3 separate regions of the Mus musculus genome follow, and all the other regions are linked to region 2. A link is a loop called in an ENCODE intact Hi-C map of the cell type or tissue named here. Cell type or tissue: heart. All regions are shown on one strand. Links, peaks and the distances in the headings refer to the core of each region. The heading gives the core; the rest is flanking DNA.

Evidence for each region. Peaks named below come from ENCODE experiments on the same cell type or tissue, not always from the same donor. Only the 100,000 strongest peaks of a DNase experiment are listed, where the experiment ranks them.
Region 1: a loop joins it to region 2, with 5 times the contacts of the local background. A loop is called at or near these places in 16 of 42 quality-filtered maps.
Region 3: it touches region 2 in a loop (3-fold over the local background); 9 of 42 quality-filtered maps call a loop at or near these places.

The regions. Positions count from the first base shown.
Region 1 is chr2:68,752,636-68,762,993 of GRCm38, reverse strand. No RefSeq gene overlaps it. Among named protein-coding and RNA genes, the nearest start is that of Gm36174, 65 kb to the left of the region's middle. In heart, for the core only: a CTCF peak has its summit at 5,972 (motif pointing right); no DNase peak of the experiment used is centred there; H3K27me3 peaks cover 325 bases.
Region 2 is chr2:68,360,263-68,370,620 of GRCm38, reverse strand. Stk39 (serine/threonine kinase 39) reads left to right here. Exons shown (of 18, transcript NM_016866.2): 6 at 1,516-1,625; 7 at 2,123-2,224; 8 at 4,414-4,547. Among named protein-coding and RNA genes, the nearest start is that of Stk39, 110 kb to the left of the region's middle. In heart, for the core only: CTCF peaks have their summits at 4,378 and 5,952 (motif pointing left); no DNase peak of the experiment used is centred there; H3K4me3 peaks cover 1,110 bases; H3K27ac peaks cover 3,376 bases.
Region 3 is chr2:68,558,986-68,569,343 of GRCm38, reverse strand. No RefSeq gene overlaps it. Among named protein-coding and RNA genes, the nearest start is that of Gm36002, 18 kb to the left of the region's middle. In heart, for the core only: a CTCF peak has its summit at 5,835 (motif pointing left); no DNase peak of the experiment used is centred there.

The DNA.
Region 1 (10,358 bases), core at 1,366-9,365, 390 kb before region 2:
AGGGTCCCTTGGGACTTCTCCAGACCACAGAACAAGGCCAGAGCTAGACAGTGGTGCCCAGGGACTGTTCAAGTCACCCACCTCTGCAGGTTGTCCCAAGCAGACAAGCTGGGTGGTGGGCAGATCCAAGGGAAGGCAGGATGACCTTAGGATCCCAGAAGGCTCCTCAATAGAAAACATTCTATACAGCAAAGGAAACTATCAATCAAGTAAAGAGGCAGAGAATTGAATGGGAGAAAAATCTTTGGAATCTATATGTTCATCAGAGGGTCAGTGTCTAGAATGTATGAAGGACACCCACACCCACACCCACACCCCCCCACACACACAGAGAGAGAGAGAGAGAGAGAGAGAGAGAGAGACAGAGAAAGAGAGAGAGAGAGAAACATAAAAAACTAATTAAGGCACTCAGGAGCTCTGCCTGACCAGTGGCATGGGTTCCTTTGGGCTAGTGCTCTGAGCAGACCTTGGACTCTGTAGCCAGTCCCACAACACCCAGAAGAAGCTCCACTCCCAGGTGCTCTAACACGCCTAGTACCACAGGATCATAGGTTCCCAGGACCCCAGGAGCTTGGTCACACTAGGATCTTAGGGTGCCATAGGCAACTTGAATCTCAGGAGCTATGACACACTCAGGATCACAGGATCACAGGATCCTAGAATCACAGGGTTACAGACAGCTGAACTCTGAGGAGTTCTGACACAGGAGGATCACAGGAAGGAGAGGCTCCAGTCAGATATAGCGAGGGCAGGTAGCACTAGAGATAATCAGATGGCAGGAGGCAAGTGTAAGGACATAAGCAACAGAAACCAAGGTTACTTGGCATCATCAGAACCCAACTCTCCCACCATAGCAAGTCCTGGATACATCATCACACCGAAAAAGCAAGATTCAGATCTAACATTACTTCTTATGATGATGATAGAGGACTCTAAGAAGGACATAAATAACTTCCTTAAAGACATACAGGAGAACACAGGTAAACAGCTAGAAGCCCTTAAAGAAGAAACACAAAAATTCCTTAAAGAATTACAGGAAAACACAATCAAACAGACAAAGGAAATGAACAAAACCATCCAAGACCTAAAAATGGAAATAGAAACAATAAAGAAATCACAAAGTGAGTCAACCCTGGAGTTAGAAAACCTAGGAAAGAGATCATGAGTTATAGATGCAAGCATCACCAACAGAATCCAAGAAGTAGAAGAGAGAATCTCAGGTGCAGAAGATACTGTAGAAAACATTGACACAACAGTTAAAGAAAAAGCAAAAAGCAAAAAGCTAATAACCCAAAATATCCAGGAAATCCAGGACACAATGAGAAGACCAAACCTAAGGATAATAGGTATAAAAGAGAGTGAAGATTCACAACTTAAAGGGCCAGTAAATATCTTCAACAAAATTATGGATGAAAACCTCCCTAACTTAAAGAAAGAGATGCCCATGAACAAACAAAAAGCCTACAGAACTCCAAATAGACTGAACCAGAAAAATAGTCATCCTGTCACATAATAATCAAAACACCAAATGCAAAAAACAAAGAAAGAATATTAAAAGCAGTAAGGAAAAAAGGCCAAGTAACAAATAATTCTGGTGTATCAGAATTACACCAGACTTCTCACCAGAAACTATAAAAGCTAGAAGATCCTGGGCAGATGTCATACAGACCCTATGAGAACACAGTTGCCAGCTCAGGCTACTATACCCAGCAAAACTCTCAATTACCATGGGCAGAGAAACCAAGATTTTCCATGACAAAACCAATTTTACAAAATATCTTTCCATAAATCTAGCCCTACAAAGGATAATAGGTGGAAAATACCAACACAAGGAGGGAAACTACACCCTAGAAAAAGCAAGAAAGTAATCCTTAAAAAAACCCAAAAGAAGATAGCCACACAAACATAAATACATCTCTAGCTACAAAAATAACAGGAAGTAACAATCACCTTTCCTTAATATCTCTTAATATCAATGGGCTCACTTCCCCCCAAAAGACATAGACTAACAGACTGGACACTAGCTAGTACTTCTGCTGTGTCCACTGTTAAAACTTTGATTATTACCTTAAGATACTGGACACAGCTCTTGTCCTCAGGGACTAGCAGCTCAAATGAGGAAAATGAATATAAACATACAATTTAAGATATTGATAGAAGTAGATAAAATGCAAATGGCACTGCCCACCTGAATTTGCCTTTTCTTTCTAACATATTCTTACCATTAAATGTATTTTGTATATTTTCTTATAGTTCATTGCTGAACTTTTAATAGCTACAATGCTGGTTGGTCTTGTTGACAAACTAAATAAATTAACAAATATGGAAGGCATTTAGAGCAGAGGGTTGCGTTAAAGTGGTAAAGAGTGTTGTGGGGAGGAGGGGTAGAGGGAGAGCCAGGGAGGAGGAACGATGGAGAGGGGGTCCGCATCAGCCTACATGGAACTCAGATAAAACCCTGTGAGGACTGGCTTTATAAGTAAACTTGCAGATTTTGAATGAAAGGAGCCCCTCAGCAACTTGTCAGTTTGTACCTGAAGGCACAGTCCATGGTTCTGTAAGGACTTCTTGTGACATTAACCTGAGCTCTATAGTACTGAAGATATAAAGCCTGTGATTGGCAACAGCAACAGTGAATCACTTCCTTATCTCTTGTATAAATAACAAGTAAAATAGCCTTTATAAAAAATGAAGGGAACAGATATTTTTCAGCTAATATTTAGACCACACTAATAAATGCACAAATTTCTTGTGCTGTGAGGCTCAAGAAAACAAAACAAAACAAAACAAAACAAAACAAAACAACAGACTGGACACATAAACAGGACCCAACATTTCGTTGCATACAGGAAATGTACCTAAGTGACAAAGACAGACACTACCTCAGAGTAAAAGGTTAGAAAACAATTTTCTAAGCAAACGGTCCCAAGAAACAAGCTTGAGTAGCCATTCTAATCTTGAATAACATCAACTTTCAACCAAAAGTTATCAAAAAAGATAAGGAAGGATACTTCATACTAGTCAAATAAAAATCTATCAAGAAGATCTCTCAATTCTGGACATCTATGCTCCAAATGCAAGGGCAGCCACATTCATAACAGAGACTTTACTAAAGCTCAAAGCACACATCCCACCCCATACAATAATAGTGGAAGACTTCAACATCCCACTCTCAGCAATCAATAGAAACAGAAACTAAACAGAGACACAGTGAAACTAACAGAAGTTATGAACCAAAATAATCTACAGATATTTATAGAACATTTCATCCTAAAGCAAAAGAATATATCATCTTCTCAGCACCTCACGGTACTTTTTCCAAAATAGTCCATAGAATTGGTCACAAAAAGGCACCAACAGATACAAGAAGATTGAAATAGTCCCATGCACCTTATCAGATCACCATGGACTAAGGCTGGTCTTAAATATCAACAAAAATATCAGAAAGCACACATACACATGGAAGCTGAATAACACTCTACTCAATGATAACTTGGTCAAGGGAGAAATAAAGAAATTAAAAGCTTTTTAGAATTTAATGAAAATGAAGACACATCATTCCAAAACTTGAACACAATAAACGCAGTGGTAAGAGGAAAACTCATAACTCTGAGTGCCTCCAAAAAGAAACTGGAGAGAGCACACACTAGCAGCTTCACAGCACACCTGAAAGCTCTAGAACTTCAAAGAGTTTTTTCTATTTTGAAAATTTAAAAATATACTTACTGATAAAATAATTTCTCTCCTAGAAACACTGATAATCTTTTTTTTTGTTTTGTTTTTGTTTTTGTTTTTTTCAAGACAGGGTTTCTCTGTATAGCCCTGGCTGTCCTGGAACTCACTTTGTAGACCAGGCTGGCCTCAAACTCAGAAATCCGCCTGCCTCTGCCTCCCGAGTGCTGGGATTAAAGGCATGTGCTACCACCGCCTGGCCTGGTTTTCTTATTGTCCAGTGCAAGATGCAGATTAGGCCACTGGAGGCCCACCTTGGATCCATTCCACTTCTGGTAGGAAGGCAGCTTCCTCCCTTCCTCCCTCTTAAAATTGGCATGTGCTCTGTCCCTGCAGTTAACCGACTTTTTAGTTTGCCCTGACTTGAGAGGACTCCTTATCGACTCTCACACACTGTTGGTGGGAATGTAAACCCGTGGAGCCATCTTGGAAATCAGTCTAGATGTTTTAAACACAAACGAAAAAAAAACCCTCCCCTAGAAGTAAAACTACCATGTGACCCAGCTATAGCACCCTAGACATATTCCCCAAAGACTCTATATCCTAGCACAGAGAATATGCTTGCATATTCATGTTCCTTCTACCTCTATTTACTAAAACTAGGAAAAGCAGTTAACCTAGAAGTCCACAGACAGACTGATGAACGGATAAGAACACTGTGTACGTAGATACGATGGAATTCCATTCAGCTGCAAAGAAAAATGAAATCATGAAAATCGAAGGTAAAGGACGAAACAGAAAAGTGTTAGTTCTCAAACTCAGGACAGAGAACTAACTGAGGCATCTATGAGCACATCTAAGTGGACTCTGGCTCCACCTGGCTGGCATGCCCTGCTCCCTCCCTCCCCTTCTCCAGCCCAGAGTCTTGGTTACCCTTTCCCCAGCTGCTCTTCCCTTCATAACCTAACCATTTTGGTTAAACACTTGTTTCCCCCTTTTATCTTTTGCCTTTTTGCTTCTTGGCCACTGTTCCTGGATACTTTCTGTCCCTCTCCCCTTTACCTTCTCTTCCCATGGCCAATTCAGTCTGCTGTTCATGTCCTAAGTTCAGATGCCCCTGCCTCTCTGCCTGTACTCTCCCTCAAATTGTTGTTGCTACTCCCCCTCTCCTCCCCCTCCTCCCCTTCTTCCTCTTTTTCCTCCTTCCTCCTCCTCCTCCTCCTCCTCCTCTTCTTCTTCTTCTTCTTCTTCTTCTTCTTCTTCTTCTTCTTCTTCTTCTTCTTCTTCTCCTCCTCCTTCTTCTTCTTCTTTTCTTCTTCTCTTCCTTCTATTCTTCCTCTTTTTCTGTAACACTTATACCAAATGATGCAAATACTGCATGTGCATATGTGACTCCCAGCTTTGAATCATGAGTTTTGTGTTAGACTTGGAGTACCTGCAGAAGTCAGGAAAGATGTCTATGGGAGAGGTGCATTGAGTGAGGAGGTGGTGGTAGAACATAAGAAAGGTTTAAGCCTCATTTTAAAGGGCATAATAGAGCTTTGAACTTTTGTCTCAATAAACCGAGTTTGAAATATTAACCATGAAAAATTTTTAGTGTCAAGGTCTTGGAACAGACACTAACAACTCCAGCAGTGTCTCCAAGTGACTAGATAGGGGTCTGGGGAAGGGGTTAAGGTTAGAGCTAGTGATATTCACATCTGTGACATCTCCCATCCCGTCAGGATGATAAGTAGATGTCACATGGAAAGCTGGTCCTCGTTCTTCTACATTCCATGTTACCTCTGATCTAAAGCCTTCCGTGGTTCCCTGCTACTACACCATAGAACTCAACTCCCTCCATATCCATAGCCTGCTCCTTCTGCCCCTGCCACCCTGGCAGTGGCTCACTTTGTGGAGCTTTTGCATGTCACTCACCAGCTGAAATAGCCTCTCTGTGCCAGCCTCTTCCAATCCATCCTTCAAAACATATTCTTATCCCTTCTCTATGCTGACTTTTCCATTCTACTGGAATAGCTTTGCTCTTTTTTTGAACTCCTCGAACATCAGGTCTCACTCAGCCCTGACCCCATCCCACAGGGCCTGCCTAGAAACCTAGAACACATACAGAGTTCTTCAGAATATATTCTCTGCACGTAGTCCAGAAAGCTTTAAAGTAGTCCAAATATTTAAAGTCGACAAGGTACTAAGTGGGCGGGGAGGGGGAAGGGGATGCAGCTCTGTCTCCAAAGGTCAGCCCTCTGTCACAAAGCAGGACTCACTGAGGACAGACAACAGAGAATTACACGGTGACAGATCTCAGAAAGAGCAGCAGAGGGCAGCACAGGCATAATTTTGGTCCTGTTTCTCCCATCTTACTGTAGCGGACTAGGAGAATGGGATACTTACTGAGTCATTGACCTTCCTCTTAGACTAGAGTCTTCTTGGAAGGACCTCAGGGTAGGTTTGAAATGAGGAAGACAGGAAATGTTTGTATCCTCCATGTTCTCCGAAAAGATCCCAGTCCCTAGCCAAGTTCCAGCTTGCTAGAACTGTGTGTGTGTGTGTGTGTGTGTGTGTGTGTGTGTGTCTTTCCCTGGGAGGTCTAAGGCTGTTGTTGATTCTTAGAGCCCTGAAAACTGTCCTGTGAGCCTTTATCCCCCCCCCCCGCAAAGTTCTGAATGTGGACTAGGGGCTCCAGGATAGCCTCACAACTGAGATCCAGCCCAGTTCCCAGGCATGCGATTCCTGTGCCCTCAGATTCTGCCCCGGAAACCCTATAGATGCATTCCAGAGCTTCTGTGTTAGGTTTCCATTTCATCCAGAGGCTCCTGCAGTTACAAGATTCCACACGAACCTGGGTATCAGAGGGGCATGTGGCTTTCATCTTAGCATGCTCCATACAGGAATGCCAGGGACTGCAGCTGCCACAGTGACCACTAATTTCTGGCTCAGGTTGTGCAGTAGCCTAGGAGCTGGGGTGTCTAGGGGACAGTGCAGCCATGACACTGGCATGTAGATACTCCTCTGAAGTGTGGATGGACCTGTACCTTCTTGGGCTCCGGAACCAGTCCTTGGCTGAGCCACAGTGTCTGGGAAAACTCCGTTATGGTTGTCTCCAAGGCCAAAGACCCCAAGTGGGCTCTCAGACCTGAACCAGGGCATGGCCACTGCCTCAGGCAGGAGCCTTCTGAGGGATGGACCCTTTTCAACATGTAAACTCAAATCTATAGTGAAAAATGAAATTTCTGCGGTATTTATAGACCATAATAAAGAAGTAGGTAATTGTGGTTCATGTATTTTGATGGAAGGCGTTGATAAAAATAATGTACTCATTCTGCTCTAAACTTCAACCCAGGCTAAACCAAATCAAGGTATGAGAGGCTTGGAGAAGCTTTCTGATAAATTGTGGGGCAATACTGGTTAGACAGAAGGACAGAGCTGCTTCAGATAGACAGAGACACAAAAACAAGTCATCTAGGACAGCAGTGACTAGACACCCTTTGGATAAATATACTTTCATGGGTATAAATGTTAAAACATGAATGTATATGAAACAAAAAAAATTCTAAGCCTTAGCAAGTCACAATGTGACTACCATCATGTCTAGTATTAAACAAGGGGAAACACCTTGATCTTACCTTAGATTGGAATCTGGTATGCTCAGAGCAAACAGTAAAAGTACCCTTGTATGGACACTAAAACAGATTTATGCTTGCCTCTTACTGTGCCAAATGCTACGTCACTAGGTGAAACAAGTCACATCTAAGTATCTAACTTTTACCATTACATCTAATTCTATTTCTTCAAATACAGGAAAAGGGCTAGTAAAAATCAGTCATCCATCATGCATTTGCAGTAAACCACACACCAAAGCCCAATCTCATTGCTGAAAGTCATAAGTCCTGTTAACTCTACATGCTAATCCTACACACACACACACACACACACACACACACACACACACACACACACACACGTTTTTTACTATAATTCAAGCACATTAGGTGGTACTGGAATTGAACGTAGAGTTTTGTTTGTGTTAGTCAGTGCTTCACCACTCAGATATATCCCCAACCATTTCTTTCTAAGAAAGGGTCCCATGCTGGTCTTGAACATGGGCTGAAGGCAGGCAAGTCTGGAAATTATGGTCCTTTTGCTTTCATTTCTCAAATAACAGTGATCACAAGCTTGTTCTATGGACCCCAATACAATATGTTATTTTCCAATCAGGAAAATATGCCAGTAAAGGAATATTCACTTTCCTGCTTTTATAGGTAAGGAAACATATATGAATGCCCTCTTGATTCAGGTATCAGTATATAACAAGCATTCTCTGATCTTCCTCCACAAAGGAAATTGTATATGTCCTATGTAATACACATGTTCAGATTGACATGCCGAAACTTGATTAGAGAGGACAGAATCCAAGAACACCACACAAATATCTCAAAGAAAGGTAATGTTACTTCAGCAATAGGTTGAGTCCCTTCATGTGGCTTATCTCTTTGGAGCTCCTTCAGAGGATCTAGAAGAATGTAGGACAACTGTGAGCACACTGGTGATGTTGAATACTCATGTTGCTTTCTTGGTCTAGATAATGGTTTAGGTTAGATGTGAGTATTGGGTTAATAAATCCAGACTGGATCTTAGTTTGGGGACAGAAAGGGGTGGGGGAGGAAATGTAATCAGAGCCTTGGCTTTCTCACTACAAATGGATTTGTAAGGCAGTGTCCAACCCAATGACAGTGGCTTGTCACTTTTCTGGTTATTCAAAACACATCCAGTTTTTCACTTCTCCCTTAATATGCTGCAAAAGCATTTGCCTTCACTGGGTCTTTATCTGGTACTGTTATATTTATTATCATTTATCATTTACTCCATTTGATTTTGAAAAAATATTGTGAAATACACATAATGCTAATTATTTGCATCATTTATATGCACATTTTTTATGACACTAAAGTCTCAAAGCTCTCTGCAAAATCCACATCTTTCTAAATGTCTACTTTTACCTCTGGGGTTTACATAGTATTTGAAATTCTAGCTAGATAAATTAAACAAGGACCATAGTAAATACTTCCAAGATTGAACAGAAATAGTCAGCATGTCTCTACTTACAGAGGACTTGATATCCTAGGACCCAAAAGATTCCCAAAGGATACTCATTGTAACTTCTGGTACTAACAAATAAGTCCTGCAAAACTTCAAGATATATGAGGTCAAGAAAAAAACTTTCATTTCTGCATACACCAATAAACACCATCACAGAAAAAAAAATCGAAGAAAGTAGTTGTATTTACAATAGCGTGTGATGGATCAGCTCTTATATGTTCCCAAAGGCTCATGCGTAAAGGTTTGGTACTTTGGGTGAAGTTTTTTTCCTTAGTATTTATTCTTTTACTTTATGTGTTTATGTGTGTGCCTGAATGACTGAGCACATGTAGGAGTCCCAGGAGGCCCAGAATAGTTATCAGATAACCTGGAACTGGAGTTACAGAAGATTTTGAGCCACCATACAGGTTCCGAGTCCTTTGTACCAGCACTAAGTGCCATCAACAGCTGACTCGTCATCTCTCCAGCCCATGTTCTTCAGGCTAGCTCTGCTCTTTAGAGATGACTGTTTGAATCGGAGTACACCATAGAAAACAGGAGACTGGTGAGAGACCTTGGGGGTTTATTTAAAGGAAAGGCATTACAACTGAGGTGGTGTGAAGAGAGGAAGTGAGATAATGAAACAGGTAGTATTAGTAGGGTAGGGGTTGGGAAGGCAAGACTGAGGAGGGACAACTAATGCTAAAGAGCTTTGAAATGCTGTATAGAAACCTACTACTTGTGGGAGCTTTCAAAAACATACACATATACAAAAGGGGTTTGATTTGAGTTACCCTATAACGAACGGGATGGGGAAAAGCCTAACCAGATACAATTGGTCATTAAATAAAAAGCCCACCAGCAGGTATGGATTACTTGGTTTTGAGTCCTTAGTCAGTGAGTTCCAAGGGCCCTCCCCAAAGTACTACAGGCTGTTGTCATTCCTGTTGGTTATTTTTCAGAACTTGGTGGTAACTTGTTGCTGAAGACACCATATATCTGACATATGCTCACAGGATATGGACAAGTCAGGTTCCTATTAACCGGGTCGCTTTGTTGCTATTGGTCAGCTTTCACGATGCTGGAAGGTTCTATGTAGACTACTGGACGAAAAGGTCATCATCAGTATAATCCAGCGGTGAAGCTTGGAGTCACACTAACGAATGGCTTGGCAACTTAAGCCCACTGTTGTAGTAGTGGCAGAAGTGTTAAGGGAGCATCCAATCACTTTCTGTTTATAATATGGACACCGTTCCTGGTACGAATTAATTGAGCCAGAACCATGGCTGGTTAGGTTCCAAGCCTCACAGAAGAAATTACTACTGTTATTCTGCTACATGGGCATTGTGGGGCAGTGAACCGTGCCACCAGACAGAAAACCCAGTAAGGTCAAGTGGATTCAGGGACCCTGGCAATTCTTATCATTGAGAATGGCAGGCATTTAAATCTACTCCAGACCAGGTTCCTGTCTGGGAACATGTGACCACAATATCCCATGGAAAGGACTGTGACAATCAGTCCCGTAGGGACAACACCTCAAAACAACCATCCATCATGATTAAGTAGGCTTCATTCCAGGGATGCAGGGATGGTTTAATATATAGAAATCCATC
Region 2 (10,358 bases), core at 1,367-9,366:
TCCGGTCAGAGCAGCGTTGCCATGATCATACTGCAGAGTATCCTGCGATGTGTGTTGGCTTGCACCCTTTTTTGGCAGACAGAGTCTTACTATGTAGCCCTGGCTGGCCTGTGCCTCCAAGTGTTGGGGTTAAAGGCATGTATTGCTACACTCTGACCTTTCTATCTACCACTTCACTCTCTGGGGATTCTTGATGTGACTGTTACGCAAGAAGTAAGTATTCTAGTCCTGAGTAGTTGGCACCTTAATTTATAACTTGCTTTTACTCAATATGCAAAAATGTAAATGAGGATGCATGCATTAATAAGCAGCAGCTGTTCACTGCTGTCAGCTATAGAAGTTACTTTTGCAGATTGGTCTATATGCATATCTAGTATACCAAAGTAATCTCACACACCAAATTTCTAATACGCAATGGGTTTTGGGAAGAGTTTGATGTTTTTGGCCAGTGTGACAGCTCCCTGGGTAAAAGTGATTGTCTCCTAAGCCTGAAGGATATGAGTCTGATCGCTGGAAGTCACGGTTGAGAGCCCCATAGGAAGATCCCAGTGAGGAAAGCTTGCAAGTCTGCGGCTTGCCAGGGAGCTGTAGTCTCTAGCACTGCAGAAGCAGCCTTGATACTGTGGAAGATGAGAAGCAACTCTGACAAGTGACCTCTGACCTCCACAAGTACAGCATGTGCATACACTCCTACACTGGATAAACTTAAGTGCACAACACAAGCAGGCACACACACAGACACACGTCCTCACACACACATGTACCTAATCAATGAAGTAGAGTAAGAGATACATTTAATTCTACATATCATTCCATCCACACTTAATGAAAATTATCCAGGAAACACTAAGGGAACAAAGGGGGAGCGGGGAGGGAACCAGTCTTTGCTGACTCAGCCCTTCCTTTGAGCAGCCACTTGCTTAAGGACAAACTTAAGCTTGTTGTGAGCGTTGGGCACCTGATATGTTGGCGTGCTTGTATGATTTTGGCCAAGGTATTAATATATACTATTTAGTCTAGGACATGATGGTATGGGATGAATTCTTTTTTTTTTCTTTGTAAAATTAACATTTGGACATTGGTAACTTAGAATTAAATGGGCTAAAAAACCACAATAAAATATAAAGATAACTCTATTACATACTGCTCTTACTTCAAAAGAGTTTAGATAAAACCCAAGACATTTTCTATTCTGGGATTTTGAAATGTGTTTATGTTTTCAGTGCAATTAAAGGAAACGGCGACTTTTTGTACCTGTTTAGTAGAAAACATCCTATGGTTTGGTGAGCTTGCCTGGCCCATGGCCTCTGATAGCATGCTCTGCAGGGTAGAGAATGGCAGGTGGCAGACAGCAGGGCAAGCCTGGCATATTTCTGAGACGCTCCACGAGTGTGTTTACAGCCCATCCATCACTACCTAGGGCTCAGCAGGGAGAGATGGGAATTGATATCAGAATTGATGAGCCACGTGGAACATAAAATAAGGTGGATTTTTTGTTGTTGTTGTTGTTTTCAGATTTTGGAGTAAGCGCATTCTTAGCCACAGGGGGTGATGTTACACGGAATAAAGTCAGAAAAACATTTGTTGGTACCCCATGTTGGATGGCCCCTGAAGTCATGGAACAGGTAAAAAAAATATTACCTTGGTTGTTATAGTACAGGAATACATATCACTAATATAGCTTTTTTTTTTTTTTTTTTTTTTCGAGACAGGGTTTCTCTGTGTAGCCCTGGCTGTCCTGGAACTCACTTTGTAGACCAGGCTGGCCTCGAACTCAGAAATCCGCCTGCCTCTGCCTCCCAAGTGCTGGGATTAAAGGCGTGTGCCACAACGCCTGGCTAATATAGCTATATTGAATGTGTCTAATTAATCTAACATAACACAGATCTGATGCACTGCATGCAGGTGTTAATATTTCATTTCAATCAATTATTATCGTAGAACATGTCATACATACAGTGTAGATTTAAATTCCTGATTGCTAGCTAGCCCTTAGCAAGCCACACTGACATTTTATAAACAGCTTTGGCTATCTGACACAGTAGTAGATGTACTGATGTGTAACAGGCCTGCTACATGATTGTGAGTGATTTGTTTTCTTCATCTTCTTTTTCCTTTTTAGGTGAGAGGCTATGACTTCAAGGCTGATATGTGGAGTTTTGGAATAACTGCCATTGAATTAGCAACCGGAGCAGCGCCTTACCACAAATACCCTCCAATGAAAGTAATGACGCTGGGGAGACTCGTAGGGTTGGGACTGTGATGGGTTGGTGGAGGGTGGGGATGGGGGGGCATAGCTTCTTCAGATCTCCTGAACATGCTTATTTTTTGCTTAGACTTGTGAGGGTTTTCGGGGGAATTCGGCCAAGTTGAAGGCTGACTCACGTTCTCTAGTGCTGAGTTGACAGAACTGGTGCATGCCAGGCGCTCTGCCTCAGTGCAGTGTCGAGCAGCTAGCTGCCTGCCTCTGCCTTACCGACTCCTGAAAGAGCAGGATGATCTTAGGTCTCCCAGCACGGTCTAAGAGTGTATTAGAGTGAGGGCTGTTCCATTTGCAGATGGGTCCCAGGCTGCTTCCTTTTTTCTTTCGAAAATAAAGATCGTCTATTCCATTTTGAGCCCGCGCCCAGAGCGTGGTGTTGTGGCTCATCTGATGGAGTGAGTCACGGTGTTTTGAGGCACCATATACTTTGGGTACTATTTTCAGGTTTTTGTTATTCTCCTATCTGCTCTACCTCTGAGATAGCGGCAGCGTTTCTAATTTCCCCCAAGTAGACTTTGTCTTGAGGCTGCCGTTGTTCAGGGCAAATGATGAAGATGTTTCATCAAAACTCTGGTCTATGCTGGTTTTATTTTTCAACTTTTCGTCTTTAGAAATTTTAAAAGGACAGAAATCTGTTCATAAATAGATCCACTAACTCTAGCGGTGTTTATAAAATGTGCAGTGGGGGTGGAGCCTAGGGATAGAGCCAGTGCTTAGGGAATGTGAGGTTTGGGATTGAACCCTGTTTGTTTTCCAAACTCCCCCGCCCCCCACCCCCACCCGCACCTCCATGTACTTTCTTATTGTAGGAAACTTCATAGTGCCAATAGAAAGAGCAAAGAACAAATGATCTCTGTTAATGTTTTAGTGGTGTTACTTTCCTACTTCAAAACAAAACAAAACAAAACAAAAAATAAACCCTATTTTTTTTAATGGTTTTCCCAGGACTTCCTCAGGCAGAGCAGATAGTATTGCTGAGTGTACGCCCCACACCCTGTTTTATGCCTATTTCTGTCTAAGATTTTAATATAGTTAAAATGTCAATGATATACTCAATGCATGTATGTGCACCTCTTGATGATCTTTTTTAAGCAGAAAATTTGACGTTGACATGTAAAACATAGAAGAGATTTTTTTTTTTTAATGGAACATATACCAGAGGAACTCGAGAACCTCATCCTTTATCCATCATTTATGTTCTCTGTTTCTTTGTCTCCCGGTCTCCCCTGTTTTTCCCACATGAGTCTGGAGAGGCACTTGTTAATCCCAGCTTGTCGCTCACCGGGAACTTCTTTCAGGAGCTCACAGGAAGCCACATTCTCCTTCTGGCTGTTGTCTTCACAGACAACAGTCACTTTTAACATCCATCTATTCACACGCCTCAAAGTCTTCCAAAGGAGTCTTGACACATAGAGCATTTGCATAAATTAGGCCTGATTTATGCATTAAGGAGGTTCATTCATTTTGTAGGTCAATAGCATGCTATACAGTCTACTCGCTTTTAAATAAATGCTCCGCTTAGTGTGAAAGTTGAATTATTTCCTTTTTGACTTGAAACTGTACTTTGTTTAGTTTTTTTTGTAACTTATGATTATGATCCCGACCATCAGTATCTTATTCATTTTTTTTAACCAGTCCCCTATAGCAGTTTTCTCATGTTGTGTTCCCTTTACCTCCTGGGAAGCCCTGGCTTTATTTTTAGGGCTGCTGCTGATATGTTGCGGGGGCGGGGGGGTGGGGGATGGGGGGTGGGGGGGGAGTATATCAGGTTCTTTGCTTATGAATGGCCTTCACACTTGAATGTCCCTTTGTCTCCTGACCACCACTCTTTCCCAATCAGCCTGTGCTGCAGCTACGTGTTCCCTGAGGTCCCGGGAGAGCCAGCGACTTCCCAGGAAAGATTTTTTCCTGTGGCTTTGAGAGACCATTCTTAACGCACAGAACAAATTTTATAAGTTCTGTCATTGAGAATAACCCAAAGGATAAGGAGGGCGTGGGCAGATATGCTAGGAAAAGTGTGTCCCTTTCAGCACGCGACCTTAGGACCATTAAAGTCATGGGGGAAGCACGTCTGCAGTGCTTTGTGTGGAAACGCTGAAACTTCCACCGTCATTCAACAGAGGGCGGCTCCTCCTTTGTTTTGGCTGCAGGTGCTAATGCTGACTTTGCAAAATGACCCGCCCACTTTAGAAACTGGTGTAGAGGATAAAGAAATGATGAAAAAATACGGCAAGTCCTTCAGAAAGTTACTGTCACTGTGTCTTCAGAAAGATCCTTCCAAAAGGTATGCCACTTTTGGAGTGGGAGCGAGTGCCGGCCTTTGAGTTTCCGCAAAGCTGTGTTTGTGGATGAGAAGAACCTACATTAAGTCTGGCCTCTGTGCACCATCCTGTTAGTGGGAGGAAGCCTGAGGCTGCGGGGGGGGGTGGGGGGTGGGGAGTGGGGGTGGGGGAGAAGCCGGTGTAGCACTAGGGGGAGGGGGCAGGACTGGAGGAGGGTGAGGGGGGAAGAAGAAGCCATGGAGGTGGAGGAAGAATTGATCCTGCTTGCTTGGGGTAGGCAAGTAGGTACTGTCACCAAGAGAAAGTGACAAAGCAGATGTCAGAAGACGCTGGCAGGGGCGAGGGCAGCCGAGCTTGCAACCTGCACTAGGTAGGCTGAGCTGACCTCCCAGGACATCCGGCTAGCTCCAGTCTAAACCAGGCCAAGTTACTGAATTTTGCATGCGCTTCCTTTTAGTTGCAGAACAAGTTGTCTGTGCCATTAACAGATTAGCAGCAGATGAAAGTTTACCTAGAAAGATTAATCCTGTGAGCGGAAGCAAATGGCTTTAAATGAACTTAGTGTTTACTCTGTAGTCTTAATGTTACTGCCCTGCACGGGAACAACTGTCATTTTGAATCTGTTTCTTCCTTTTTAATCCCGGGACTTTGAAATACCCCTGGCATAGACAGTGGAACCCAGAACCCTTTATCATCTACAGGAGAGTTTTAGTGCTGCGCATCAGCGGCAAGCCTATGCCTTGTATAGATTTGGCATCTCTCTAACAGTCCTGGATAGTCTATCATACGTTCCCCAAGGTGCTGATGTTTTGCTTAGATATAATAATAATAATAATAATAATAATAATAAATAATAATATTCTGAAAGTTCCCCATTCAGGGATGGGACCCTGTTGTTATAAGGCACTGCTTTATTCCAGTCATAAATTCTTCAATGGATTAAGCTTTTAAACTTTTTTTTCTTTAAGCAGCATTACGGTCAGTTAGGCGAGACTTTAACTTACAAGCAACCTCTGTGGTATTTTGGGACTATTTGCTATTGTGAGTTTTTAATTATTTCCCACCAATAATCCGCACAGGCTGTTTGTGCCCAGTGTTTCTCCTGTCCTTCCTTCCCTTTGGTGTTTTGGGGTTAGTCTTCCTCCAGTGATCTTGCCCTGGCCTTACTTGCCACTCTCCTTTTGGTGACAATGCTCTTAGATTTTAACTTTGTTCTCCGGGTTCTGCTTATCCTTTCCTTGTTGGAGGGGCGTCATTGCCACAAGGGAAAAAAATGACGTGACAGAGAAGTGGTTGAGCCTCCCTCCTCACCTGGTTCGAGATAACCTTGCATTTCTGCTTAGTTCTCTGTCTTTACTGACAGCCTCTGGCATTCTGGAATAAGTTGAGGTTCCACCTAGTGGCTGTGACAAGTAATGCCACCCAGCTCTGAAAGTGGTTCCCCAGGGTCGACTTGCTAGTGTGATGAAGTGACAGGTTTGTGATTTAATCCAAAGAAGTTAGATTTCAGTGCAGTGTATTTAACAGACATTTAAACGGTTTGGTTTCTTGAGAAACGTAGAGACTTTTCCAGGTGTTCCACACTGTGTGAGTTCTGAATCCTGATCCCCTGTGTGTGAGACAGCTTGTCCCTCAGTGAGACAGTGAGCCAGAGAGAAGAGAGGCGGAGCTTTTGTGAGGCAGCCTCGAGTTAGGGTTGATGTGTGCAGGAAGCCTCTCCCTCCCCAGCTGTTTAGCCTGTGTGAGCAGGTGAGGCCTCCTTGCACGCAAGGTATATGCAGCTGTTCTCAGCTGGAGGAGTGACAGAGCATTAGTGCTGCACCCCCTCCCCAGAGGCTCTGCCTGTTCATGAAAAGGGAAAGACGTTGAAGATGGATGTGAGGACGAGCACAGACAAACACACAAACAGTCATCAGGATTGCGAGTGTAGAAAAAGAATTATTGTTGATATAACGTATAACTTAAAACACAGCCAGCATGAAATAAACAAATAAGCATTTATGCACATGACAAAATTTTGACATTTTGGTGATGTTTCCAGAGAACTTTTAGTCCGTCTTTTCTGTTCATGCTGTTTAAGGCTTTCTGCTTTCTCTCTCTCTTACTTTTTTCTTTCCATTCTCTTTCTGTAGTGATTCAATACCTAGCGGGATTCCGAGCTCTATTTTTTTTTCTCATTCTCATGACTTAATTTCTTTGTCTATCTAATGGGTGTAGTAATTGTCGATCAAAGGATCGTTCTGAGGATGTGGTGGAGTGACACCCGAGAGTTGCCCGCAGAGCCAGGGGTGAGCCCCAGAACTCAGGATATAGAGACTGCCTTCATCATTTGTAAGAAGAATCGCTGCCCTTTTGTTACTAATCACAGGACGCTAATGCTGTATCTTTTAAAACCACTGTTACACGATAGGCTTTTGTTGATTTATACAACAAATTCAGGCTTTTAGAAGGACACACGTTCTTCTTTATATGAGGAGACTCATGGGAGTTTGCTGTCTAGAGGTGATTTAAATCCTCTGAAGAGAGTTTCAGGAACAGCAACCAGGTTCAAGAGGGTTTAGGAGTTGCAAGAAAACTGGCAATTCTTGCGAGATTTGTGTTGCCTGCATTAGCTCTCCCTGCAGTCTTATGCAGTTGACAGGCAGCAAAGCCCTACCTAGTGCTGAGGCATGACAACCAGTGACAGCCACGGTGCAGGGATAACCAAGACATATCTCCTCCTGCACTCCCATGCTGGACTCTGCACCCTCCTCTTGACACAGAGTTGAGGTGTAGGAGCCCTGTGCCCCATAGAGGTTTGTGCTTTGCATAGCAGACTATCATTGTTATTTCCTAATAAAATGAACCTTGACCGTATAGTTTAACATACTCGTAAATGATGGCAGCCTATAGGAAGAGTGAACAATTACTTTGAGCACTGGGGGCTGGGAGGGAGCAGTGGTTACTGTTACATAGATAGATCTGTCAGAAATGAGATAGACTGGAATATTACTTTGCCTAGGGAGGGCGGGAGAGCCATGCATAGCAGTTCTGCCTGAGGTAAGTAAGGTGCTGGAGTTTATTAAAGCATGTTGTTAGAACTGTTTTGACTTTATAACACTCAATCCTGAGTCCTTTGAGATTCATTTGAGTCTCTGTGGACTTTGGCCCATCCATTTGTATTGGAGGAATCTGTTGAGGGATTTTCTTCAATGATGTAGGTACTTGAGTGCTGCATTGTTTTTACAGACTTCAGACTCAGTCATCACTCATAGCCTGGACTATTTCAGGGGCTGGTAGCATTTTTAGCATTTCTTGTAAAACAGGGTTCCCTGTTACATTACCTATGCACTGCTATGTGGTGGTTAGCAGCCACGTGAGAGGTGGGCATGAAGATCCCTTGCTCCAGTAGAACTCAGAAGGCAGGCAGGGTTACAAGCTGCACAGAGCGTTTTGTGGTTGTTTCTGTGAAGCTGAGTTCAGCAGGCAACAGGCACCTCAGCCTGCCTCACACATTCCTTCCTTCCTTCCTTCCCCTCATTTCTCCTGCTTTCCCATTCCCCTACTTTCTCATGGAGGGAGCTTGACAGATGTGTGGTTTTACTCTAAAGCTATGAACACTTGGAGCTGACTTCAGTACAAACCAGTGACCTGCTGTTGAATTGTTCTCTGTATTTGGAGTAGAGTGACCTGCAACTTAACAATTGTGCCTATTTAAAAAAAAAAGAAAGAAAGAAAGAAAAAAGAATTTTTTAAGCCATCCCTCCCTTACCTTATGGTGTCATTGTAATGAAGGGTAAGGGTGGAGTGGAGGGGGCAGAAAAAGATTTTCTCTGCAATATGCTTTCCCCCTTTATATTTTTGGTTGCCATAGAAATGACCTTTCTCAAGAAAGGAAAGAATTTTCCTAGTTCCATTTCTCAAGGTTAGTCCAGTATTCTGCAGCCTTCTCTCTACCTTAGTTTAACATTTGACCTTTGGCGTGTACTAGGGGAACGAGGGGTTACTGGGGAAAGGGAAAATCATTTTGGGTCCCCAGATAGGCACCTCCCCTCTTCCCGTTCTTTGTTTTGCTAGCCAGAGCCTTAATTTTAGTGCCTCCCCTCCCACCCCCCTCTGCTCTTCCTCACTGTGACTAGCAGATGCTTAGGCCTCAGTGCTGGCTAAACTTAGCCGCAGGAGTTACAGTCCTGCGCTCAAATGTCTACCAGCATTGCCTTCACTTCACGCTGGGGTGTGAAATTAAGCTACAGTAGCCCACTGTTCTGTGTCAGGCACTGGGAATATAAAAATGAATTCTACAGGCTCCTTTGCCTTGGAAGGGCTTGTGACATGACTAAGTGGAGCTATCATGGACAGGGATCATAGACTGAGATGAATTGAGAAGAGGAGTGGGAAAAGCCCAGCTCCCAAGCGAGCAGCAGCAGTTCCCAGCAAAGAGACCTACTCAGGCAAGGTGGGGGAGAGTGCCCAAAGAAGTTGTCTTCTGAATTGTTTCTTGACTAATGAGCAAGGTGTACTAGTTGGTTATGTGAAAAGTTTTGAGTCAAGAAAAGCACTGCCTGCGTTGTCACAATCTAACAAGGGACAGGTAAGAACCCCAACGTAGTTGAAGGCAGAATTGCACGAGGTTGACGGAGATAGACTTTGGGATCATTGAGCTTGGTTTGGTTGCTACCTCTGAGGGTAGGCAGCACAGACTGATGAGCAAGACGAATAAATATACAGCAGAATGGTAATCGATGCATTATGTAAAATGACTAAGTCCTTTCTCATCTCCAAGTTCTTTGTTTTTAAACAAGATGTAGACTCATGCATTTAATGAGTTTGCCAAGGGATATGGCCCTCCTGTTGCTTAGACCTTTATTTAATCAAAGCAGATATCAATTAGCAACTGTTTTAGTGGATGCATGACTTGGGCTTGTTTGAGAAGGATTTTATAACTAGCATTCTTGAAATTGAAAGGAAAAAGTGGTAACACTAAAAATCTGCCTTGCACAGAAATACAGATTTTGACTGTCAGACTAAGGCAGGTGCTGGCACATTTTAGCAGTAGCTGCCTATCATTCTAGGCACAAGGACACTTTCTACCCTTGTACTCTCACCCCAGTATCATTCTCTTTGTACTTTAGCTAGCCTGTGAAAATATTAATATCCCATGATGCTTTCGTCTCCCTTCCCATTTGCCATTATGAAAATTTTACAACACACAGAAAACGTGGGCAGTAGCTCAGTGTTTGCTCCAGTCCCCCGCCCCCCATTCCATCACGGTGAGCGTCCCCATCCTCTGGGTGTTCTGTTTATTTACTGAATTATTTGAAAGTAAGAGACCATGCTTCACTACGTGTTTCTTCCAAACAAGGTCATGTGCCCACGTGATCATGATGTTTTTCCTTGTGATCACGTGATCACTTCAGAAAATGAGCAGTATATATATACATACATAAATATATATATATATGTGTGTGTGTGTGTGTATGTATATATATATATATATATTTATATATATATATATATATTTTTTACAGGCTTCTTCTCTGTGGTCAACTTATGTATTTCTAAATGTCTTTTGTAATTTTTGCTGCTTCCTTTCCAAACCCAGTGTTTGATCAAGGATAATGAGCTGTGTTTGGCTTTGAATTTTATGTCTATTTTGATCTAGAATGCTTCCCTCATCTCTTCTCCCTTTTCCTCTATCATCCTGAAGATTCTCCTGCAACCTACCCTTCACCCCATACTCCTACTTCCTTCCTCTTCCTTCCCCCCCTTTCCTTCTCTTATGGTAGCAGTAGGACATAACCTGCTGGATGTTAGGTGAGTGCTGCTCCATTGAC
Region 3 (10,358 bases), core at 1,012-9,011, 200 kb before region 2:
TGTTGAAACCCTTGAAGAGGCCAGTAAGCACTCTAAAAGGAGAACTGTGGGGGACTGGAAGCACTGATCTTGATTCATTTCGCCATTTCGCAGCTAATGAGGACCAGTTGGGTGTTACACCTTTCCCAATTGTCTATCCTAAGATTACTGGCACATGCTTCTCTTTTCTCACCTCAGACAGGAAGTTAGCCTACTTCCCACTTCCTGTGCCTCCCTCCAAGGTACCTGCCCACTCTCTCTCACAGCTCCAACCCCACCATTACCTGTACTTCCAATCTGTTTGCTCCATGGCAAAAACTCCCCGTTCAATAAAGCTCTTTACTGTGGCTACGTCACCCGTGCTTGCGGCCTTGTGGATTGGATAATAAGGTGCATAGCTGGCATGATATTTGGGCGGTCGGCACCCTCTCTCATCCTTGCTCCCAAATCCCACAAAGGTATTATGCAGGCCATCACAGAAGCCCAGGGGGGTCCTTTGTTTTTTGTGGAAGAGCATCTGCATGGTAAATGTCTGCTTCGAAGGTTCCTTCCCTCCCCTCCCGTTAAGCTTCTCTCACATCCCCAACCCAAAAAAGACTATGGTAAAAAAGGGCCCCCTAAACCCAGAATGGAAGCTTATAGTAAGCCAGCGCCTAAAGATTTTGATATCGAAGAAAACCCAGAGCCAAGTCTCGCCACAAGGTCATATAGCAGGAAAGTTCCGTGTGGATACAGGAACTGTCAACTGCAGGAGCAGTTGGCAACGCGGTAGCCAAGCAACGCTGGTAAACACAAACTAGCCGGTACCCAGGCTCGTGCCAGGTGCGGGCGCACATTCAACTTGGAGGGCTGTCCTGTGTGCCAGCCAGGAAGGTGCTTACTGCGCATGTGTAGAATCTGAATATGGGGGGGGGGAGCTTGAGAGGCCACTTATATTCCCTTAAATGAGGCCCTCCGTGTAGTTCTAGGGGCAGTTAAAGACGTTTTCTTGAATTGCGTTTTTAGTTACAGGAAATACGTTTTTCTTGGTTTCTTCTGTGACCCATTCATCATTCGGTAATGAGTTGTTTAGTCTCAGTGAGTTTGAAGACATGCTACAGATTTGTTTACTGTCAAGTTTATGTTTTAGTGAAGAGCTACAAGCAATTAACAACTGCGGAGAGAAGGAAAACTAGTCTTCCTAGGGATGAGCCTTGTGATTGGTTATTGTGCTAGCTAATCTTACATCACTAACACAAGCTAGTGTTACCTGAAAGGAGGGCGTCTCAATTGAGAAAAAGGTCTCTATAAGGTCCAACTGTAAGGCATTTCTTGGTTAGTAATTGATGGGGAGGGGCCAGCCCATTGTGGGTGCTGCCATCGCCTGGCTAGTGATCCTGGGTTCGTTAAGAAAGCAGACCTAGCAAACCACTGAGATCAAGCCAAATGCACTCCTCCATGGCCTCTGCACCAGCTCCTGCCTCCAGGTTCCTGCCCTGTTAGAGTTCCTGTTCCGACTTCCTTCTATGATGCACTGCATTATGGAAGTGTAAGCCTAACTTGCTCTTTGGTCATGGTGTCTCATGGCAGCAAGAGAAACTCTGAGACAGATATACAATTACAAGTGGTCAGCCCTAGAAACATTGGTGTGCAGACAATATTGAATAGACGCAAAAGCTTGTAGTTCTATAATTTTTCATTTATTTGTATATGTAACACCAATAAAGAAGAGTAAGCCTTGAGATTTAGAGGGGAAAACAGAAGGGGCAGAAAGGAAGAAAGGGAGGGGAAATGACAGAATTATGTTTCAATTAATCAAGGAAAAACATTGGTATGAACACAAGTTTGGCAGGTACCTGTAGACTCCTAAGAGTGAAAATTTCCGGCTTTCTCTGTTATTAGTGCCATTCATACACATTAGTGTTTAACGTGTGCATCTTAATGTGTGCATTTAATTTCTAAAAAAATCCTTTTCTCCTAACAAAAGAAAATGTGTGTGAATGAGCGACTCTTTAAACTGAGAGACCATTGTGAGCATCATGAGGGCTGGGGGCAGAGGAAGCCTGCTGCTCTTTTCTGAGTTGCATATTCTGAGGACTCCCAAACTTCTTGTTAGCCAGTGACAGGGAATCTGATGGAATCCTGTGGAGTTGCTAACCAGCTCCTGCCCTCTTTAACTCCTCACTTGGGAAATTCTTTCAGCCTTAGAATTTCGGAATGAGATTCTCCTTGATCAGCATCATCCTGTTGTCCTGCCTGCAATGCTCCACTTTCCATCTCTGTGGGACAAGCCCTTCTAATCACCTTCAAGGCAGAGCCTGCCTCTCAGACTCAAGTTCCTTTTAAATGTGATCGCTTGTGACCTTTTCAATTAAAAAAAGAAAATGCTTTGAATGTTTAATCACTTAATTTTTCAGACTAGCATTTACTTCTAGAAGTATAGTAACCTAGGCAGCTCCCAAACCTTCTAACGTCCAATGGTCAGAAAGATAGGTGCCCTTTATGGTAGGTGTCTTAGTCAGGGTTTCTATTCCTGCACAAACATCATGACCAAGAAGAAAGTTGAGGAGGAAAGGGTTTATTAGGCTTACGCTTCCACATTGCTGTTCATCACCAAGGAAGTCAGGACTGGAACTCAAGCAGGTCAGGAAGCAGGAGCTGATGCAGAGACCATGGAGGGATGTTCCTTACTGTCTTGCTTCCCCTGGCTTGCTCAGCCTGCTCTCTTATAGAAACAAGATTACCAGCCCAGAGATGGTTCCACCCACAAGGGGCCTTTCCCCCTTGATCACTTATTGAGAAAATGCCTTACAGCTGGATCTCATGGAGGCATTTCCTCAACTGAAGCTCGTTTCTCTGTGATAACTCCAGCTGTGTCAAGTTGACACAAAACTAGCCAAGATCTTAAATAACTTTAAAAGTCCCACAGTCTTTACAAATTATTACAATTTCAATCTCTCTTAAAATCCAAAGTCTTTACAATTAAGTCTCTTAACTGCGGACTTCACTAAAATATTTTCCTCCTTCAAGAGGGAAAAATATCAGGGTACAGTCACAATCAAAAGCAAAAATTAAACTCCAACTGTCCAATGTCTGGGATCCAACTCACGATCTTCTAGGCTTCTCCAAGGGCTTGGGTCACTTCCCCAGCCATGCCCTTTGTAGCACATATCTTGTCTTCTAGGCTCCAGCTGCCTGTACTCCACTGCTGCTGCTGTTCTTGGTGGTCATCTCATGGTACTGGCATTTCCAAAACGCTGCTGTTTTCCACTGTAACTAGGCTTCACCAATAGCCTCTCCTAGGCTCTCTTCATGGTGCCAAGCCTCAACTCCTTCTCATGACCAATTCAGTCCTGGGCCATCAACTGCAACTGAGGCTGCACTTTCACCAATGGCCTTCCACTGCCTCTCATAGCTGAATGCTGGATGCAGTCCACTGGGGCTAAACAGTTGTGTGTGTCTGCTGCAGCCACTGAAGGTGGAGGTTGCCAGCTTTAGTAACACAGGGCTTATGTTATTATGCTCAGGCCAGGCAGAAGAGGCTTAGACCTGCAGGGTGCTGTGTATCACAAACTTCTACTATGGGATATTCAAGCCACTCAAGCGGCAGGAAAGGCTTTCCCTTCTGTGGACTCCCTTTGTAAACTTTGTAAACTTTGTACACCTTCAAGGCAGTAAAATGGCCATCCCTGCCACCTCACCCCAGGAGCTCCAGAAGCCAGGCCCCTCCCCCAGATCTAACTGTCATAAGGACGGTACAGCCTCTGTAACTGTCACAAAGGTCATCTCCAACCCCTCAACAGGACCCTCCCAAAAGGCATGCTAATTTTAGGAGAAAGGTTTGAATAAAAGCCACCAATCCCTGAATAGGAAAACCCACCAATCCCTGAACGTCTCACAAAAACCCACCAATCCTTGAACAGGAAAGTCCACCAATCCCCTAAGCTCAGAACTTGAAATCCCACCGATCCTCACCCTAGAAATCTCCACCCAAGAAAGTGTCACACACCCTGCCAAAGCCGCTGTATAAGCACCGTGCTTCCTTGGAGCATAGGAACCTTCTATGAGCAGAGGAACCCTGGTACCTCCAATAAATCTCTTTTATGAGATTTCATGCCTGGTGTGAGTCTCGGAAGACGACAAGAAGCAATGAAGAGAAGAAAAGAAGCAAAGAGAAGGCGCGGAGCTGAGGCTCCGAAGCTCCAGAGCCCAGCTGGGGATCCGCTCCCCTGAGAGCTGCACAGCCTCTGCTGAGGAGGCTTCCTCTTAGAGCTATGTGGTTCCGGGACTCTCCTGTCTCAGGATGCTTTTCCTTTGGGACACTGTCCTACCTCAAAACTGTGTGGTTCCTGGGCTTCAGAGACCCAGGGCACCTTCTCATCCAAGCAGAAAGGCCAACAGCTACCTCTTGAAGAAAGCCTGGTTCCTTCAAGCATTCTGCTAAGAGGGAAGGACAAATTAGGAAATTGTGTCACTGACTCGGGACCTTTTTGTGTCTTTTCTGGACTCATAAGCTCCCTTAAGAAACAACCTCAGCCTGTCACTACATTAGCTTCAAGAACCCCCTTGCTGAGAAATAGACATAAGCTGAGGTGGGGGCAGAGACTCTCCTTGGCAGCTAACAGCCGAAAACAAAGCCCAATTGCTCTGCAGCATTAGCCTCGTGTCTAGACCCTCTGGATCCGATTTCTTCACATATATAAACACAGCTCTTACATTTCCCACAGACGGGATATGTTCCGGTTTCAATAGCTCCAGCTCCATCAACTAATTTCCATAAGAGAGCAGACCAGTCTCCATGTTGGCCCTTTTCCTTCCATACTTGCTCTTAATGTATCAGCTCCCCATGAAAAAAAACGTGCCCTCTTCCTACAGTTCAGATCTTACAGTGATGCCCCCAGAGACTGCCTGTCATGTGAGAGAGGGTGGGCCATTATGAAAAGGGTAATAATAAAGCAATATAGGCTCATATGCCTGTGATAATGAATGAGTGTAATATCACTGGAATAAGGTATTTATTATGATAATCACATTGAAGGTGTTTTCTGTGCCCGATGTTAGACGCTACTCATACAGCTGTTCTCTTTGTCCTGGGGAGCTCTAAAGCAGGTTATCCGGCTTTCCTAATCGAAGAGAACACTATTTAGTAACTCCCCCAGAGCCACAGAACTACCAACGGCTTATGGAGCTAGCAGTGTCTTGAAACAAAGAAAAAAAAATCCAAAGGCAGATCTGTCCACGTTCAATATCCTTTCTTTAAAGCACTCGGTCCCCACTTGTCCTAACTTACGTCTTGGCAACTGAAGTTGTCTTTGGACTGACATCACACTCATGTCCTCAGAGAGAAACAATTCCTTAAGACTTTGATTTTGTGGGTGGTTTTTTTTTTGTTTGATCATTTGTTTGCAATGCTTTATTTTCTTTTTTTTTTTTATTTTTTTATTAGTTATTTTCCTCGTTTACATTTTCAATGCTATCCCAAAGGTCTCCCATACCCACCCACCCCCATCCCCTACCCACCCACTTCCCCTTTTTGGCCCTGGCGTTCCCCTGTACTGGGGCATCTAAAGTTGGCAAGTCTGAGGGTAGGTTGTCATAATGGGGCAAAGAAGTGGGAAAGTTGATAGAGGGTTTGAAGTAAAAGCAAAAACTGAAACTGAGAGAAGAGAGAGAAAAAAAAACAAAACCTGTGGCTGCACAACCATGAATTCATCTAGGGCTTAACAGTATTTCCTTACTTTTAACTTCTTAAGAGTAACACTGATCTCTGAAAGCCAACAGCTTCTACCTAAGCAACAATCAGCTCTTGGTAACCCACTTGGATCACCCTGGCACAAAGCATTTACGTTTGAGAGGCCTGCCCTCTGCTGGATTCTTAAAATATTACATGCCAAATTTCAAAGGTTGTCCAAACAGGGTCGCATATGTGGAAGTACCCTTTGGTCAGCGTTTGGGACAACATAAATAAATGAAAGTTCTTTGACCTATTTTCCTGAAAGTCTCCAAAATTTTTGCATAGATATTTATGTGTATTGTATATATTTTGTGATGACACAAGATCAAAAATCCTCAAACAAAGTAAAAAGCAAACAAATCCAAAAGACTTAATGACCCAGGAGGTAATCTTAATAATGATGAATTTTATTTACACAGGTCTCTGCTGTCAGTCTTTGTGACTCTATGGGATAAGGTCTGTGCACCATTCCTTCTGCTGCTCTACTGACAGGCTCCAAGAGTTTCATCAATGTCACCCAACCCTACCACCTTACAAATTCTTCCTGCTTTTTCTCATTGATGTCTCCCACGAACTATCCACAGCTAGTTGCACTAGATATAGTGAACTAAGTCAGGTTAGTCAAATACTTTTGAGAAAAAAAAATTGAAATCAGACCACATAAGCTCAGAATCCTACCAAAGAAGAGCGTCTCCTGCCAGGCCCATGGAGAAGCATTAAAAAAAAAAAAAAAAAAAAAAAAAAAAAGAAAATCGGAAAGAGGATTCTTGAAACTCAAATGGTTTTACATAGATAAACGAAACTCAATTTCCTGTAGTTGCTCCTAAGGTTCCCTACTTTGATTTAGCTTCTGAGAATGGCTTTTCTCTGTTAAAGTTTTACAGAACTGAGCTACACAAATAACAACATGCAACTGGGAATGAATGTAATCTGGTTAAAAAATGGAATAAAATCTTAGTTAATATGATATGTTGGATGGTGTGCATAATTTTATTGTGCTTTATAGCAATTAGGCATACAAGGAGCAATAAATAAAAATGACTATAATTATTATGGCAATAAAGCATCCAGGGTAAGCCTTAGGGAGGATGCCTTACAGACAGCACTAAATTATGGCAGAGTCCATTTCCAGGAACCTAGATTTAAAGGTCAGGAATCAAGTGTTTCCATTTTCTCCAGCACCACATCTGCTCTTCCATATTCCCACACTCAGCTTCTTCTTTTTTTAATGAATTTTTTTTACCTATTCACTTTACATCTCACTCCCCTTCCTGTCACCCCCTTCTACAATCCTCCCATCCTCCTCCCCTTCTCCTCTGAGTGGGTGGAGTACTCCCTGGTATCCCACCCAGCCCACCTTCTCGCTTCATCCCTCTGTGGGGTTAGGCGCTTCCTCTCTCACTGAGGCCAGACAAGGCAGCCCAGCTAGAAGACCATATTCCACAGACCAGCAACAGCTTTTGAGATAGCCCCCGTTCCAGTTGTCCAGGACTCACGTGAAAACGAGATACACGTCTGCTACATATGAGAGGTGAGGCCTAGGTCTAGCCCTTGTTTGTTCTTTGGTTGGTGATTCAGACTCTGAGAGCCCCATGGGTCCAGGTTAGTTGTCTCTGTTGAGCTTCATCTCCAAAGAGGATGAACACAAAGATGGCAGTGGGAGCAGGTGTCTCCTTGAGAAACTCTTCCTTAGTTTAGGTCTGGGGAAACACAGAACACAGAGCATCTGAAACTGAAGCTCCCAGAACATTCTCCGTGTGGCCCACGGTATCTCACGTGTGAGCATCTGTATGGGAGGCTGGGGATGAGACAGGTCCTCACCTCAATGTGAGGCTGCCTGACTTTGCTCTGTGCAGATCCCTCTGTGGGCAGCTACAGTAGGCAGTGCCCATGTGGACTTCAGTTACTGGAGTTGCTGGAGTCTACCATCAACTCACTGCTCTTTACACTGAGGAAAGACCATCAAGGAACACTCTGAGCAGTTAACAAATATCTGAGATTCCAGTCTAGAGTGACTTAAGGTAGCCAGGACTTAGAGTAAGAAAAGTTTGATTTAATGTATTTGAATTAAGTATATACACAAGGTATTCTTCTGTCTACATGTCATTAAACAAAATTTTGTGTGCTTTAAAATAGACATGCATTTAAAGTTCACTTTGTTGTTAACTTTAAAAATAGATAGGAACTTTTGTCAGTAAGCCAAGGCACTTCAAATCCTTCATATGTATTATTTTGTTGGAAAGGTTTTTGTCACCGAAGCAATGCCACATGACAGAAAGGTTCAGAGCAAGATCGTATGGAATCACTGATGATCTGTTATTAATTTCCATATGGTGGGCCTCTTGTGTTGAGAAAGGAGAGAATGGCCAACTGGAGTGTCTGACATCAGATGCTAATGGTCAGACACCCGCCATTAACTAGGACTGAAGGGAACATGAAAATGGGGGCCGTTCCTACCCTGAAGCAGCACAATAACTTCTGGGCATTTTGTAGAGATAATGTCGTGTTAAAATAAATACTAAGGAGTCTGGTAGATAAAGGATGGGGGAGAGAACAAGAAGAAAATTGTAGGGAAGAGGAGCTGTTATGTCAGAGCTGGCACTGGCTTTCTATTTGTGCAAGTGAGGGCTGTTTTTAAACACTGTCTGAATCATTCCTCCACCCTCCACAGCAGCCCCTCCCTGAGGCACTCGGACTGTCATTTCTATAAAAGAGAAAAAGAAAGGATGTAATTTGCTCAGAATCCTTGCAAACTATTTGCACATCTCGTCTCTACAGGCTGCTGTGCACTGGGCAACACAGAAAGACAGAGAGATGCAAGCACTAAGGGTCTGGCTAATTGCCCCATACTGCACCTGTACAGCTAGTGAGATGAAATGCATACCTAACATTACGAAGATAACTAAACTAATATTGATAACATTTAAGACATGAACATTGGGGTTTTGTTTGTAGAAAAATAAAGTACAAAATAAAAGTCTTCCCTTACCTGCCTTCCAAATTGAGATATCTCCGAGCTAAGTATGTATTTCTGAGTATTTTTCTGCATATAGAGAAATACACACAATGGTTCTACTCACCCATGGAGGCAGGGGAGTAAGGTCAACTGCAATCTGAAAATAAGAAAAGGAAAGCTCTAGAACCAAATTCTGAAATCTTAAACCTTGTCACTGTAAGTGGGAGGGTGAGATCACGTTCTGTCCTGCTATGTCATATCTGGACATGAAGCCCCATTTGTCTGCACATCTCCACTGCAGATGCTACCCATTAAACTAGCGATATGTAGCCATCTTTACTATCAATTGCCCATCTCAATACCCTGCTGCGTATGTTCAAATACTATGGTGTTGACTCAAAAAATGTCACTAAAGATACAATAATGGTGTTGGAAACCCAGTATGCCAAGAGATGCCACAGTGTTTCCTTTGAGCAGAAAATGACAGTATCACACTTAATGAAGACAGGGGAAAATGTTGACTGAAATACAATAGCAAAATTTGAGATTGAAAAGACCATAGTCATCAAACTTTATTATAGCATATTGCTGGAATTTTCTACTGTTAGTTATTGTGAGTTGGATGTCTCGGTAGTTCATCTCTTGCTGTCTAATTTATAGATTAAACATTCTCATGGATGTGTACATATAGGGAAAAAAAATCTTGTCACAAGTAAGGCTTCGTAAGCTCTGTGGTTATCAGTTGGCAGTCACCATTTCATAATACTTGTGTTCAAATAATTCTGAGTTGACTCAATAATGGTCCCAAAGTATCGTCCGTAGTCATGCTGGCCACAAGAACCCATCAAGTATTTAAATGAAAATTATTGTTAGTTATTGTGAGTCTGGGTGACTCAGAGACTTGAGCTTTCTCATGGGTATTTTCTTTTGGGGATAACACAAGATACATAAAGCTCTGGAGTGAATACACCCATTCCAGTTATGCAATAGAGGGGTAACTCCAAATGAACCCCAAAGATAAGAGGATCACTGCATATTGTCTAGATCCTTCCCATCTAAGGGTCACATTGAAGTTAGTGAATTCATTGTATTAAGCATTTCTTGGTTTGTGGGAATGCTCTTTCATTATTTCATTTTGAAGTTATATGTTGCCATTTCCCAAATCAGGTGTTCTCTGCCCAGACTAAGTGTATACTGTGCAGAGGATTCTGAGTTAGGAACATGAGGGTTTTTTTTCTCTCACCTTCTGTTTCAACTCCTATTACTCAGAGCTTTGTGTTATTATTGGTATATGTGTGTATGTATTTGGTTTTGTTCTTCAAGTACGTAATACATTCAGTGTAGACTGAGTAGCCTACCCAACACATCTTAGTTTATCTATTATACAAAGTAGGATATCTTACATCTATCTTTTAAAAATAATTTTATGTGGCAATTTTGAGTTACCCGGTCTAATTAAATTCACAGTCTTTTCTAAACTTCTGTGCTTTGTCAGAGATAAAGGTAAAAGCATATACTATTAATGATATGACCTAATTATGTCAATATTACCTATTGCAGTGATGCATGGTATATAGAAGTAGGGATATATGAGAAGAGATACTGTCATCTGGGAACTGGCACGCTGGTAGCTGCAAATATGAGCACTGGAGACTTGACGAGCATCCTTTTATTGCTTTTTAGCTTCTTCTAGGTTATACTATAACCATT